2 separate regions of the Homo sapiens genome follow, and region 2 is linked to region 1. The links are chromatin loops, found by intact Hi-C in ENCODE. Cell type or tissue: heart left ventricle. All regions are shown on one strand. Each heading gives the region's core, and the rest is flanking DNA. Links, peaks and the distances in the headings are about the cores only. Region 1 overlaps PELO-AS1 (PELO antisense RNA 1). Region 2 overlaps PELO-AS1 (PELO antisense RNA 1).

Region 1 (2,819 bases), core at 257-2,756:
TCCTTCACTTAAAGAACTGACCTCTCCAAATTGAAGGTTGAGATAGTTAAATAATTGTTGATAGGCATGTTGGTTGTATTAATGCCATCTCCGTTACTTAAATTGCTTACATTAGTTTTAAAGTTGTATGTTTTTAAAAGTGAAATGCTTGCATTTCCATGCAGAAGACACTGACCACACTAAAACCATTTGACTCATGGGAGGGCAACGGAGTGGAAACTGGAAGAATTTTGCACCAGCACTTAGGAACCTGGGTGATGATTCCTATTTTACCATTCATTGTTTTCATGCACTGGGAAAACTCTCTTCAGCTCCTCTGTTCAAGTATAATATTGAAATTATGTGTATGGAACATCAGGGTTGTCCAAAGTCCATCCCAGCTCTCAAATTGAGAATGCCATGACTTTTCTGGTATGAATTGTATTTTTAATATATGTCTTAATATCAAACATAGACATGTGTAACTTGGCCCCTTAAACTAGGGTAGGGGTTTCTCTAGATATACCTCATCCTTCTTCCTTCTTTCATGTCTATTTAATGCAATAAAGTGACAAGATCCTTTCTAGTTTCTATTTCCCTGGTCTTAGAGTCTGATCTTATGGTGATATTGGTCTCTTCTAAATCCAAAACCCACCACTCTTTGACACGTTGAAAAGTATCCATTGTTACTCCTCTCCCATTTAGGAATACTTCAGTGGGAAAGTTTGAGGGGAATAGATCTAAGGAAATCTGAGAGTGTCTCTTCTTTGAAAAACAAAAGGACTTACATAATACAAAATATACATATCCATTTTGCTCAACAATATAGATAACTTGCATTATAAGCTTATGTCTGAGTACATATTTTTAAGTCCTTGGAGTTCTCTCTGCCATTGAGCTTTTTACTGCCTGCTCACTTGTGCTGTTCATCTCTTTGATATCTTCCCCAGCACACCATCTCAGAGCCTTATAAGGCTACCCAGATCCTGACAAGAGATTAAATGTTTCTTATGCAATATTTTTCATCTTTGTCAAAGCAATTATCTTTAGTTTAGGAAAAGTGCAAACCAAGTTTTTCCATATGCTATCAGCAAGATCAATTAACATTATTTATATAATGTATGATTTACTTCAGTTTAATTTTGTGAAAATGAAACTGTCAAGGATTTCAAATTTTTCTCTATCTGTAATAATAAAAAAGAAAATTATTTATCTTTGTGCATGCACAGAGTTTCATACACAATATAATTCTTAGAACAAACAAAAAAATTATCCTGAGATAGAGAGATAGTTCCTGAAGGGAACAGAATAGCAAGATAAATATCACCAGGAATTTGGCCTTTCCCTCACTGTCTAATTTCTGGCATACAATAACTTTCTCTAAAAATGGCATGCAAGCTTTCTCTAAAAAAAAGTTTTGTTTACAGAAGGCCAGAATAGGTCTGGCAATTGTTTCTCCTTCATATCAATGAAGCTTCGGTCACAGAATTTACATGGTCTGTTCTTTGTTTGGAGAACAACGCTGGCACACTAGGTGTGGAGACGAAAGGAGAGAGGATACCAGAGAACAGCGCCAGTTTCCCTCTGAGTCAGACACTGAAGGGCTGTGGGAAAGGGAGCTGGTCTCGAGGGCCTTCCGATCTGACCACTTTTCCAAGCCACTCCTTTATCCTGCAGGAAGGAGGAGGCTGAGCTTTCTTGCCACCAGAGAAGATCAATCAGGATCCCTTTAAGGCAGGGAGAGCCACATATCCTAGTCTTCCAAAGACACAGGATGAATTTCAAAGGAACAGAAATGGCAAGTCACCAAAAAATAGATCCATATGTTGTTGTTGTTGTTTTTTAAAGTGAAAATAGCTTGTTTTTTTTTTTAGTAGAAAAACTACCACATGCTTATTATGAAAAATTCAGACAACACATAAAAAGACAAAGAGTAGAGCCAAAATTTGAACCCAGGCAGCCAAGCTCCAGAGTTTAAGGTCTGTACTTTGTAGTAGTTAGTTACTACTGCCCCTTGGGTCTTCCCAGAATTAAACAAGAGCTCCAAGCTGCTATTTGAATCACAGTTTGGTGAAAGGGAGTGAATTTTTTAGAAGCTGGAGACCCGGCACCAAAGAACAGACTTATAAAAAGGGTTATAATAGTAATGACTCACATGCTTATCAGGCGAAAGGCTGTTAGCCAAATAATATGTATGTGTATGTGCATACACTGTGTATGTGCACATACACAGTGTGTGTATAAGAAATCTCATTTAATCCTCACAATAATCTGTCAGTTACAATTTACTCGCATCAATCTAGATGTGGAAGCTGCAGCTCAGAGTTTTAAACAATTTTCTAGAATCACAAAGCTTATACTCTGTAATAACGAAGTTAGGACTACAATCTGTCTGACCAGATTCCCAGCTCTCGACATGAATTTGTTGAGCGTCAAAAGTATGCAGGTATTGTTAAAAAGAAAATAAATATAGAAAGGAAAGGAAAAGTCACAGATTATTTCCCCTACAATGTGCAATAATGACTGAACACCAGGACACCTGCGTTTCAATCTTAAGTTAGCCATGAATGAACTACACGGTGATGGGCAAATCACTCAGTGTTTGTACTTTGGTTTCCCGTCAAAATTGGCAGAGTGTGATAGGTTAGTGGTTCTAATTTTTGGTGATCATAAACCATTTCCATGAATTCAATGAACTCTCCCTCCAGAAAAATGTATAAATGAACACAAGACGTAAAACTGCATTCAATTCAGTAATGACTTCCTAGTATATATTTATTGTCAGGCCTTCCCACTGAAATGAAATATGAATGAGGGCAAAGGACTCTGTGTTTTCCTGT
Region 2 (2,819 bases), core at 19-2,518, 49 kb after region 1:
TGAGAGGTTAGTTTGCCTGGCCAGTAGGCAGCCAAACTGAGAAAATGAAGCACTGGAGACGGGGGTTGGTTATTTTCCATTTGCTGCCACTGCCCCCTAGATCCATTCTGGACCCTTTTCCACCCAGCTTTTTGTTGCAGGAGGACTGATCCATATGGATGGGATCCCCTTGCCGCCTGGAAGCTTAGGCCAGTGGGAGCCAGTGGCAGGATATTGGAGGGCAGAAAAAGAAAGATGTCAAACATTTCTTATGCCCTCCCTAGCTCCCTCTAACCCTACACACAACTTTACCCTCCCCCATCTCAAACCACTGGCTGGCGCCTTCCACAAGGACAGCTTCTATTGGACACCCACTCCCTTTCAAGACTCTAATTCTCACTGGTAATACTAGCTCCTTCCTTTGCACTTTGAGGTCTGGGGGTGCAAAGAGTTGGTGACTCAAGATGGTTTGCTGGTTTCCTCTTATCTGTCTACACCTCAGTAAACATCTCCTTTATTTCATGTTACCCAAACTCCTGCTGCTGTAACTTTTAATACCTGTTGGGACATGGCTGACAGAGTGGGAGGTGAATACATATATAAATGCATGCATACATATATATTTACATGCATATGTTTATGTGTGTGACCAGAGAGACTTCATTCCTAGCGAGGGATCTTTGATTTCTACAAAAAAGAGCCAAAGGCTGCAGAAACTTTCCCTTGAAGGAAGTGAGAAAGGGAAGGAAGAGAGGAAAGGAAATAGAGATAATTTCATCTTTACCTTAGCATAATTTTTTAGTCCTTGATGTCTGATATGTGTTTAAATATTAATAGTTTCCATTTCAAATAAGGAATGTTAGGCATGTTTTCTCATCTAAAGAATTCTAATTTTCAAGTCCTTAAAATAGATCTTTTAAGGTGTTAAAAAATCTAAATTAATTTAGATTTCCTAATTTCTTAATTTAAGCTATCTTAATTTAGCTAGTTAAGATCAAAAGGCAAACTTCAACAAACTATTCCAAATCAAAAGTTGGCAACCTGCTTATAACATAAGATTATTTTAAAACGTACACTTGTTTAGGAATGCGTTCTGGTCCTTTAACCAACTGCGTTACCTAAAAGAAAGAATAATATATGTATATATGTTGCACACGCATGGGTGTAAACTTTTGAAAGCATCTTAAAATTAACAAAAACAATCTGGGCAAGTATTTAAGAAATGTTTAGCATTTTTAAGAAAATCACTGAGTTATTTGTTGAAACTCTAATTTACTGTTATTGGTAACCATATAATTTCAAGGTTTATTTCCTAGCTGAATATATTCAAGGTTTGCTTTATTTTATAAAAGCTTTTGAAATAAATAATCAGTTCCCACATTAGCAGTGAGAGCTGAAAAACATCATCGCTGCTGCTATTGTCATTTCTTGAGGTTTTCAAATGTCGATTTTCATTCCAAAAGCTTATAACATGATGTGCACAATGAACAGGAAACAGATGTGTCCTAGAGATTTATTTTGATATTTTGTGTATATTTACTACAAACAGACAAGAATTAAAATATCAGCGTAGTGGAAATTATCTAAAAAATGATCTTTAAAATGTTCCTAGATTGTGGGTACACAGAATTTAAAAAATATATATACGAAAAATTTCCAGATTTGGGTTTCAGTCGTAGCAATTCTATTTATTATGTTGCTCTGAATTTCTTAAAACTAGGCTATCTACCTAGCCTTCCTAATGGGAATGCTGAATTCAAATATAACTATAAATGGAACAAATTCTAAATTAATTATAAAACGTCATGCAGATAATACTTATTTTTTCTGTGAGACTTTATGAACTTCATAACTTCTTATGAACTTGGTAACTTCACAAATTTGGAAAGAGACTAAATCTTTTCAAACAATGGTGAAAGACAATATTACTTAGAAGCCTATGAACCAGTAATATAAAGTCACTAAGGGAAGAAAAAGAGAGAAATATTGCAAAGATTCATTCTAAATAGGTAAGCATTTTAAAATAACCTCATCTTGTGTTTCTGCATAGACCGTTGCCATATTGTGGGGATTATGTGCTGAGGGGTATGTGTGTGTGTGTGTGTACACACTAACAGTCATGTGTGTGTTTCAAATGTTAGGACACAACCAAACTGACTTTTAACTTGCTGACTTGATTGGGGGTTTTTTTAGCTTTGAAATTTAGAAACAAATTTTATTTAAGATATGAAATACAATTTCTAAAATATCTTTTTCAGAAAACCATGGCTACACAGTAATAATTGCCTTTATCATGTTAGAATGTTCATTAGTCTCAAATAAAAAAACCGTGAAACAAACCACCATCCTTCAACAATTTGAGCAAAGATAGAATGCCTAAGGAACAACATAGGTGGACTTGAAGAGGATGGGCTGTTTTACTTCAACAACCATTAAAAAAACAAAAAAGAGCAAAAATGCATGGGTTTTGGGGTATATACATTAAGTTGAACCTTTGGCAGTAGGAATCAGGGCATTTTGTCACATAGCATTAACACATATTAGAAAATTGTGGGCCGGGTGTGGTGGCTCACAAAATTTTTTCTAACAAATCCAACATTTGGGATTCCTAACAAATGATTTCTATTGCTGTTTTCCCCCCACTTTGTTTAGGTTATACTTTCCTATTTCGTTGTAGTATTTTTTTGTTTGAACTGGAAATTTAAAATGTTACAATATGAAAAATCTAATTCAGATTCTTCACACTGGAGCTTATTTTTATTGTTGTCTGCTGTTGCTGTTGTTGCTGCTGCTGCTGATGATGATAATGATGATTTGTGTTTATTTAGTGACTTTCCTGG

The links. Peaks named below come from ENCODE experiments on the same cell type or tissue, not always from the same donor. Only the 100,000 strongest peaks of a DNase experiment are listed, where the experiment ranks them.
Region 2: a loop joins it to region 1, with 2.9 times the contacts of the local background. A loop is called at or near these places in 18 of 110 quality-filtered maps.

What each region holds. Positions count from the first base shown.
Region 1 is chr5:52,726,280-52,729,098 of GRCh38, forward strand. The region is part of intron 2 of PELO-AS1 (PELO antisense RNA 1); the gene reads right to left. Among named protein-coding and RNA genes, the nearest start is that of ITGA1, 60 kb to the right of the region's middle. In heart left ventricle, for the core only: no CTCF peak of the experiment used is centred there; no DNase peak of the experiment used is centred there; H3K27ac peaks cover 1,546 bases.
Region 2 is chr5:52,775,944-52,778,762 of GRCh38, forward strand. All of the region lies in intron 2 of PELO-AS1 (PELO antisense RNA 1), which reads right to left. Among named protein-coding and RNA genes, the nearest start is that of ITGA1, 11 kb to the right of the region's middle. In heart left ventricle, for the core only: no CTCF peak of the experiment used is centred there; no DNase peak of the experiment used is centred there; H3K27ac peaks cover 1,410 bases.